Linked DNA regions of Homo sapiens: region 2 is linked to region 1. Evidence: chromatin contacts called from ENCODE Hi-C or POLR2A ChIA-PET data. All regions are on one chromosome and are shown on one strand. The core of a region is the stretch at or near the end of the contact, and the rest is flanking DNA. Distances in the headings are between cores, read along the strand shown.

Region 1 (4,986 bases), core at 884-3,383:
ATACATTTATATACATCTAAGTCCAAAGATAACTCAGGGAAGGAGAAAATTCTGACATCTATAATAAAAAGTAGGAAAAAACACATTTAAAAAAAACATGGCAAACCTATCATTGGGGATTATTGCGTCAGTCTACACTCCAGAATGTCTCCAGCTGGTACACGGTGTAAATTAGCACTGCTGGAAGCTAGGAGTACATGTGGGTTAAGAAGCCTGGGGAGGCTCAGGGCAACAGAAATAACACAGGCGCTGGGGTCAGCCCCAGCTGGGAATGGGTGGCGGCTTTCTCATTTAACTTGCCTGATGATGTCCATGCTACCTAACCTCTCTAAGCTCCAGGCTGCTCATCTATTAAAAGGATGATAATAGTACGTGTCTCACTGGGTTGTGATAAGAAGTAAATCAAGTCACAAATATAAAACACCACCAATAAATGCCAAATATATTTTGGTCCCCCCCCCATTTATCCCGTCCTCAATAAACAGCCCCAGACATCACCCAAAAGCTGAAAATAAATCAGAACCACTCAAAAACAAAGAAACAAAATTGAAGCATGCTTTTGTCTGTGTATCACTGAGATTCATGAATGGCAACTAATTCTCTCATATTTTTCCACCAACACAGAAAATAGTTACAGCTCAACATCGGGAGCAACATCTTTGGGTTTTTGACATTCTACTACAAATGGTGATCTTTTAAAGAATAGTATATGAACATGATCCAAGTCTGTTGAGAAGTGAGTTCAGCCACAACCTTTGGCATTCTTGGATGCAGTCAGACTCTTCCACAGCAGTGGCAAGTTCATGCCTGGGCAGACAGTTGGTGAGGACACAGCCCGATCCCAAGCCCAGCTCACTCCCAGTGGCTTCTCTCCCTCCCTTTCTGTGGGCACACCAGCTACAGTATTCTCCTGCCTGCCCCCAAATACAATGCCTCCACGCAGGGCATGCAGATGCAAACCTCTGCCTTCCAGGAAACCCAGCAAAACTTCCTCCTTGGAGTTGGTTCCAGTAAAAGGTGGAGCTCACCCACAGTGGGCAGGAAGTTGAAAACACAATCCCAAACTCAGCAGCGACTTTCTTCTGAGGCCCTGGTAGCTCAGTTAATCATTTCACCTTGGTTTTCCATCTTTCTAATGGGAGTAATAGGCTTCCCTCCTCTACAAGTATGTTTTGAGAATTAAGTGTTTGGGGAATGTGGCTGTTTTGTATGCTCTGGTGGGTGGAACATTGAGAGAATACCAAACACTACTGTGGCGTATTTGTGGTGAACTGACAGCCTGACCCTTTAGTAAACCACATTACTAGGAATCGCGTCCATCACTACTCAAGGCTTTTATAGGTTAAAAAAAAAATCATGGCCAGGCGCGGTGGCTCACACCTGTAATCCCAGCACTTTGGGAGGCCGAGGCGGGCGGATCACCTGAGGTCAGGAGTTCGAGACCAGCCTGGTCAACACGGTGAAACCCCGTCTCTACCAAAAATACAAAAATTAGCTGGGCGTGGTGGCAGGCACCTGTAATCCCAGCTACTCAGGAAGCTGAGGTAGGAGAATCGCTTGAACCCGGGAGATGGAGGTTGCAGTGAGCCGAGATCACGCCACTGCACTCCAGCCTGGGCAACAAGAGCGAAACTCCATCTCAGAAAAAAAAAAAAAAGAAATCATGTAGTAGATGATTCTCTCTCTCTCTTTACCTCTCTCTTTATCTCTCTCCCCACCCTTTTCTCTCTCCATCTCCTTTCTTTCTCTCCCTCCCTTTCTCCTCTCCTCTTTCCCCATCTCTCCCTTCCTCTGTCTCTCCCTTTCTTTCTCCCCCTTCTCTTTCTCTTTCCCTCTCTCTCTCCTGTTTTTGGTCTGTGCAGGTTCATGTCTCCTCTGTTGTGGTAACAGCACTCCTTTCCTCTGGGCTTTTGCAACACTCTCCCCCACAATACCTCCTCCAATCCCTCTCCTATTTGGGGACCCCAGGCAAAGACCCAGGACTCAGGCCTCCCTGGTTATAACATCCCACCTGCCTCAGCCTGGGTTTCCCCCAAGGCAGAGCCTCACCAGCAGGTAGCTTATTAGAAAGAGGGCACAGGGATCAGGGGCGAGGCAAGGAGCAAAAGTCAATAGACCAATGAGTTAATAAGTCGGCCGCCAAGGTGGATGTCTGGGGGAAGATCTTGCCAGGGTTGTCCCAGCAACCTACAGCGTGCACCTTAGAACTGTCTGCCTGAGGGAAAAAAGGCAGGAACATTTAGCCATCGGCTCCTTCCCCTAGCTCCTCTGCTCCTTATTTCCAGGTAAAGCACATACGAGTATTGGGTGGGTTGTGCCCGTGTCCCCCACCAGAGTTTAGGAGAACTGCAGTAGGAGGCAACCCAAGTCAAGGTGAGCCACTCAGGATGTGACTGATGCCATGGCCAAGATGAGAGATAGTTCTGAGAAAATGCAAGACTTGTACAAAAGCTGTCCAGCGCACCATTCCTGGGTATTCTTCCAACAAAGGCACTTCTTAGAAAGCTGTTTTAACCTTATGACACTTTTAAAATTATAGCATTTCAGAATCCAGGAAACTTGATATAGCTCAGGGAGAGTCCCAGTGCACATTAACATATTACATTCTCTAAAAAGTTCTGCAACTTCTTTATCTCAAACGCTTGTTCCCCATGGTTAATCATCAACCAGAAACAGACACTAGGTCATGCTGCAGGAAAGCTTCCATAGAAAGCAGCAGGTAAGCAAATTTCCTTCAGATACTTTTGTGCAATTGATTCAAAGAGGAGGGTCAGGAATGCCATTTCTCAGAGGAGTAAAGCTCATTCACGCAGAAACAACCTGATACCATCAACAAGAATGTCTATATATTGAAGGTCAAGAATAATGAAAAAACTCAGTGATAATATACACCCTGTTTGTGAGGCACTCATCACATTATGGAACATTCAGGCAGTCCTCACCTTGCATAGTTCCCAAACGCACGAATTTTCATTGCCCTGTGGCAACTGAGGTTAAATAACACCAGCCCCCTAACAACATGGTTCCAATTTCAGTCACCATTAACTGTGAGTGATTGCATGGGGGACAACCTCTGCTGCTTGCTCTGCAGTCCACAGACCACCACGTAATAACAGATGTGCATCATGATCAGTGATTAACCGCATCACGTCCTTCAGTCCTTCCGTGTTATCAGTTCCCACACAGACAGCAAAGCGTGTGGTCGTGCTGCTCTCTTGGCTCCCAGTGACAAACCCACGTGACATTTCACAGAAATGAATACTCAAGAGAGGTAGGTAGCCAATGAAGAGGAAAGTATAGCAAAGAAACAAAAAGTGAGAATGCAGGAGGTGAAAGTTGACTCAGACGTAAACGAGTTTAGAGAAGAAAGAGCTGATGGTGGGAAAGTTGATGCTGTTGTCTTTTGAGAGATTCTGGATGTGTCTTTTGAGGGACTCAGGATAAAGATGCTGGCAAAAACTTCATATTAAAGAAACTCTTGGAGATATTTCACAGCACTGAAAGTGTGCAGGACAAAATGTAGGAAGCCTATCCAAATATAGAAAGGAATGTGACAATTTGCCAAGGCATAGAAAAGATGCCTGGTCCATACTGTAAGTTTCACAATGAGAAGGTGGCAAAGCCCTTTTCAATTTACTCTCCATAAGTCTTTTACAAAGAAATAAAACACTATTTCTCAATGTTTCTCATTTTTTAAATTATGACAGGCTAAATAAGTATTCAATTTGCTATCTTTAAATGTTCTTATACATTTACGACCAGTAGTAAAACAGTTCTTAACACTTTAAAAATTTTTTGAAGATTATGAAACAATCATAATTTTCCTTGTTGCTTCTTAAAATTGCTTCACAGTTTCAACCTGCACAATCATTTCTTCAGTCCCACACTTTCGTGCAAAGCAAAGACTTTACAATGCTGTGATGTTGTAAAGAAAATTCCCGTTGTCCTACTCTGAATCATTTGACAAATGCAACTGAACCCACCACGATGGAGTTGTGTAATACCAAGGTTACATGAATCTTTCTCTCACATAGTTTGCAGTTGAGGAAGAGGGATGGCAAGTCAACCAACATAATGGTTAAGGCTGACATTGATTGATAGCTTTCTGTGTGCTGGGCACTGTGCTGGTCCTTTTGTTACAGTGCATTGCCTCCAAGGTGGAGCTTTAGGAGGGGGATGATAATGAAAACTTCGGAGACCATGGGGACTTCATCCTTTAGAGCTTGGGTCCTCGTGCCTGTGTGTGAAGAAAGGCCCAGCCAGGAAGGCAGCGTCCCTCTTTTCTGCCCACACCTACAGGCTCCCAAGGCAGGGCCAAGGTGGATGTGAGGCCTGAGACGGGAACTCAACACAGCAGTCCCCTGTCATAAGGACAAGACTGGAAGTTGGCCAAGGTTTGCCAGCATATCATCGCATAAGATGCAAATGCCCGGGGATTCTTCTAACGTGGTGTTAGGCAGATGTACTTCATATCTTCTCCCTGTTTATCTAATTTCATGAAGGCACATTTCAGGAGAGTAAGCTGCCGCAAAGGGTATACATTGTGCCTTGGAAAACTCCCGGGCATGAAAACTATAAACCAGCCATCCAAATTACCTTCACATTTAGGAAATCATTACTGTTGATACGATGTGTCTTTGTTGGATCGTTGTATCTTGGCAGTCTCTTCGAGCCTGTGCTTTTTAGCCTTCTCTCCACCTGTACTTTTAGGCATTGCTTACTTTTTTATAGGCAAAAAGATTACATATGTGCACATGTGTGTGGCTACATGTGGGTAAATATGTATGTATCGGTAGGGGTACTGTATTAGTAGCTGGGGCTGCCATAATAAAATACCACAGATGCGGCAGCTTACACAACGGAGCTTTATTCCCTCGCAGTGCTGGGGGCTGGAAGCCCCACATCCAGGTGTGGGCGGGATTGGTTTCTCCTGAGGCCTCCCTCCTGGGCTTGCAGATGGTGTCCTCTCCCTGTGTCCTCACACCG
Region 2 (5,148 bases), core at 1,353-3,852, 200 kb after region 1:
TATGGTAGAGGGAAGTGAAAAACAGCTTTTCATCCACAAAGTCACCTCTTATTCTTCCTAATTGCGTGTGTGTGTGTGTGTCTGTGTGTGTTTGTGTGATACAGACAGAGACAGAGAGAGAGAAAGGAAGGGAGGAAGAAAGAAAACTTATCACTCACTAGGGTTAGTATTATGATAGCAAATTAAGGGAAACTTTTGTAAGAATTATTGAATGCTAAAAAAGACTCTTTCCTCACTTTTTTAAATATAAAAAATTCTTTGCAGCTCTTCTTAAAACTCATCCTTAGGAGGTGTCATTAGCTGCAAAGAAAAGCACATTCAAATAAAGCCTGATATTTACTAATGCTGGTCATTTTTACCATAACTCAATTTTTTTCACAACTTCTAAAATTTTCAAGATACATTAGCTAAAGCCCCAGATTAAAGATTCATGTGATTTCTTGAAAAAATGCTCATCATCACTGGTTATCAGAGAAATGCAAATCAAAACCACAATGAGATACCATCTCACACCAGTTAGAATGGCGATCATTAAAAAGTCAGGAAACAACAGATGCTGGAGAGGATGTGGAGAAAAAGGAACACTTTTACATTGTTGGTGGGAGTGTAAATTAATTCAACCATTGTGGAAGACAGTGTGGTGATTTCTCAAGGATCTAGAACTAGAAACACCATTTGACCCAGCGATCCCATTAGTGGGTATATACCCAAAGGATTATAAATCATGCTGCTATAAAGACACATGCACACGTATGTTTATTGCAGCACTATTCACAATAGCAAAGACTTGGAACCAACCCAAATGTCCATCAATGATAGATTGGATAAAGAAAATGTGGCACATATACACCACGGAATACTATGCAGCCATAAAAAAGGATGAGTTCATGTCCTTTGCAGGAACATGGATGAAGCTGGAAACCATCATTCTGAGCAAACTATCACAAGGACAGGAAACCAAACACTGCATGTTCTCACTCATAGGTGGGAATTGAACAATGAGAACACTTGGACACAGGGAGGGGAATATCACACACTGGGGCCTGTCGTGGGGTGCGGGGCTGGGGCAGGGATAGCATTAGGAGAAATACCCAATGTAAATGACGAGTTAATGGGTGCAGCAAACCAGCATGGCCCATGTATACCTATGTAACAAACCTGCACGTTGTGCATATGTACCCTAGAGCTTAAAGTATAATAATAAAAAAAAATTCATGTGATTTCTTTCAGATTTGATATGTTGTTGAATAGGATAATTATCAAATTATAACATTAAAACCTAATTCTGAGGTGGGCGGATCATTTGAGGTCAGGAGTTTGAGACCAGCCTAACCAACATGGTGAAACCCCATCTCTACTAAAAATACAAAATAATTAGCGGGGCATGGTGGTGCATGCCTGTAGTCCCAGTTACTCAGGAGGCTGAGGCAGGAAAATCGCTTGCACCCAGGAGGCGGAGGTTGCAGTGAGCCGAGATCACGCCACTGCACTGCAGCCTAGGCGACAGAGTGAGACTCCATCTCAAACAAACAAAAAAAAACTTGTTCCACTTAGAGTTACCCTTTATCTTACTTTATATTCTCTAAGGTCACTGATATCTTTCCAGTCTTCCTGAAAATACAAGCAAATACTGACACAGATGCTATTTTCTTACACAAAATATAACCAGCTATATATACTCAATGCTTTTTGCTTTTGTCTCTTCACGGCATTTTCTGGAAAGCTTGCCAGGTCTGTGCACAGACAGCAGCCCTGCTCCTTTGCCCTGCTGTGTAGTATTCATGTGTGGGATGTTCACGGATTACCCAGTCCTCTAAAGACGACACTTGGGTTGCTTCCAGGCTTCTGCTCCTACAAGAGATGCTGCCGTGAATAACTGCTCACGTACATCCTTCCATACGTGTGCAGACGCCTCTGGAGGATCAGTTCCCAGAAGCACCACCCCACCTTTTATTGCTAGCAAACTGTTAATCACCCACTGACACCCATGGCTCAGAGAGCCAGACATGAGAAGAGGCATGTCCAGAGAGGCACAGGAAATGCAGCTGCATCTGCCTTCTTTACTCAACTGTGAGCATCTTAGGAGTCTGGACCCCTTCTTATCTAACTTTGTATCCCCATGAATAACTCAATAAATAAACAAATGAACAGATGGTATTCAAACTTAGGCTTCTTTAGAAACTGAGAAAGACAACCTCTAAGCAGAGAAGGCTACTCTTTCTCTAGGTACTGATTAGTGCTTACTGCTATGAAGTTTATGTTTCTACACAATCTAAGAACTCATAACCAGAACAGGGAAGTTATTGAGAACACAGAGCAAACCCCAGCGACCCATTTTTCTAGACACAGTTCATTCCTCAACCCCATGCCTTACAGCAGATTGTCTGAAGAAAATACCTTGGCTGCCTATGCATAAACTGCATTTTGACTACTCTTAACATGGTTTCTTTTTGTGTTCTGGGACATTAATGGAAGTCATCAAATGAAAACAAAATAAGGGGAAACATATTTGGTAAAACCCTATAGTTTTGGAGAGGCAGAGTATGAGGAAAACTCTTTAGTATGGAGAGGCAGAGTATGAGGAAATGAAAGTGTAAATGGTTTGCCAAGAGGTGCAGTGACTCACGCCTGTAATCCCAGCACTTTGGGAGGCCAAGGTGGGTGGATCACTTGAGGTCAGGAGTTCGAGATCAGCCTGGCCAACATGGTGAAACCTCGTCTCTACTAAAAACACAAAAATTAGCTTGGCACGGTGACAGGCGCATGTAATCCCAACAACTGGGAAGGCTGAGGTAGAAGAATCGCTTGAACCCAGGAGGCAGAGGTTGCAGTGAGCCAAGATTGTGCCACTGCACTCCAGCCTGGGCAATAGTGTGAAAGTCTGTTTTAAGAAAAAGAAAATGTGGATGGTGCCTACATGATGATCGTCGCTAACATGTATCAAATCTTTGCTATGTATAGACCACTGTTCTATGTCTTTAAATAAATATATTCTCTCATTTAATCTGCTCCTCCAAAAACAAAAAACAAAAAAACAAAAAAACCCAGCCAAACAAAAACTACACAGTTGTTACTATTATTATTCCCAGTTTCTCAGTTTGGAAACTGAAGCACAGAAATGTTAAGAAACTTGTCTAAAGACACACAGCACTTAGCAAGTAGTGGAGTTTGGATTTGAAGCCAAGCAATGCTGTTTCTTCTCGTGTGTGTGTGTGTGTGTGTGTGTGTGTGTGTGTGTGTGTATTTACTTTCCATGGTACATTAGGTAGAAATGGGTTCATTTGTAAGTTTCAGAAAAACCCAAAAATAACTATAGCTTGTCAGAAATGCAAGTTTGTAGCCAGGCACAGTGGCTCACGCTTGTAATCCCAGCACTTTGGGAGGCCAAGGTGGGCAGATCACAAGGTCAGAAGTTTGAGACCAGCCTGGCCAACACAGTGAAACCCCGTCTCTACTAAAAATACAAAAATTAGTTGGGCATGGTGGTGTGCGCCTGTAGTCCTAGCTACTTGGGAGGCTGAAGCAGGAGAATTGCTTGAGCCTGGGAGGCAGAGGTTGCAGTGAGCTGAGATCGTGACACTGCACTCCTGCCTGGGTGACAGAGTGAGACTCCATCTCAAAAAAAAAAAAATAAAAATAAAAAGAAATGCAAGTTTATATAGCTTTCACATAAATAGTAACGGTCAGCAGTCCAGGGTTGCAATACTGGCCAAGATCGTCAGGAACCCAGGCTTCTTATCAACACAGAGCTTCTACCTCATGGCCCAAAATGGCTACTGAGCTCCAGCTACCACATCCACATTCTAGCCCGCAGCAAGTAGGAAAGAGAAATAAGGACACACCCCCTCTCTTTAATACTACTTCCCAGAAGTTGAACATGATACTTCTGCTTTTAGTCCATTAGCCGTAGCTTTCCCCTTGACCATGCCTAGATCCAAGTGAGACCGAGGAAAGAAGCCTTTGCCCTTGAAAGGTATGCTAAAATTGTGGGTTATCATTACTGATGAAGCAGTGAAGAACGGGTATTAAAGAGTAACTAGCACAGTCGGCCATACAGTAGTAGAGGAGATGCATTCACGGAACCCCAGTGTGAAAAGGCATTTTGAAGAACTCCAGTGCTTATCTGATGCTTAAGTCAATTCCACAGCATTCCTCCCTACCGATTGTCCTCCCCTCCCTACTAAAAAAAGAGAGAGGCTTGAAGCAACCCGTCTGATGTCTGGACATTGCTTCCATCAGTTGAGCTGATATCCAGTTGGTCCTATTTCATCCCCTTGAGGGCATTCACATTAACTCTCAAATCTAAGTTCTCTCAGACCTAAGAATTCAGAACTAATAATATTTGGAGACATTTATCAAGTCCCACCCCTAGACTCCTCTTCTCCAAATAACCACCCACTGTGCTCTCAAATACCCCTCCCTGTCATCCTCCCAGTGTGCTCACAGCTCTCTGAAGGTGTCCTACCTGGAATCCTGGGAGTGGGTTTACACAGAGGCAGCTTACAGCTCTCAGATAAGATGCATCTATTCACCTACATCTACAGTGGCTTCTCAGAGAGCTTTAAGACTTTTGACAGTTGCTTCACACTTTTAACTCAGAGTGTTTGACACCTACCAAAGCTACAAATCCCCCCAGTGGCCGTTTTTACTGTTGATTTGGGGCTCTGATGCAGAACCTGACATCTCCCTATCTTACCTTCTCCAGTTGATGAGGCCTCTTTATAGGCCTGAACCTATAAAGATAGTTGTAAATCCTGAGTCCATCCATCAACAAACCCTCTGTTCCTCCTACCTCCATCTGCAAGTTTGGTAATAACTCTATGACTTCATCCAGCAGAAGACTGTGAAGGGCAGGGTCACCCCTGAAATCCTCCCTCCGGGTGACATTGATTAATTAAGCAGCTGCTCTGTGGCAACAGTGAAAACTGGTTTGGATGTATGTTGCTGCCATAGTGACATCCAAGCAAGCAGCTAAGAACCCCGAGGCCTTAGCTGTTGGCAGCATTTTCTACCAGAGCTTTCCTTCCACAGGGAGAAGATTCCCAGAGCCCTTAGGAGCCAGGATCTGGCGGTTGGGAGATAGCAGTCATTCATGCATGCATGCATTCATTCATTCATTGTTCATTTGTTAAATATATATTGAGGTCT

What was found. A loop is a pair of places that touch in the nucleus more often than their neighbours do. ChIA-PET counts read pairs that join two places held with the same protein, here RNA polymerase II (POLR2A). Pooled maps may share reads with other maps.
Region 2: a pooled map shows a loop between it and region 1 (2.1-fold over the local background). The contact joins two enhancer-like sites. A Hi-C loop is called at or near these places in 3 of 50 pooled maps. POLR2A ChIA-PET finds 5 or more read pairs at or near these places in 3 of 52 experiments (T-cell, WTC11 and activated CD8-positive, alpha-beta T cell).

What each region holds. Positions count from the first base shown.
Region 1 is chr6:6,681,443-6,686,428 of GRCh38, forward strand. No RefSeq gene overlaps it. Among named protein-coding and RNA genes, the nearest start is that of LY86-AS1, 61 kb to the left of the region's middle. Within about 2 kb of position 2,134, at least 6 of the 41 ENCODE cell types and tissues checked have a DNase peak (open chromatin) inside an H3K27ac peak, as active enhancers do.
Region 2 is chr6:6,877,114-6,882,261 of GRCh38, forward strand. All of the region lies in intron 1 of LOC105374903 (a long non-coding RNA gene), which reads right to left. Among named protein-coding and RNA genes, the nearest start is that of LINC03055, 6.0 kb to the right of the region's middle. Within about 2 kb of position 2,603, at least 4 of the 41 ENCODE cell types and tissues checked have a DNase peak (open chromatin) inside an H3K27ac peak, as active enhancers do.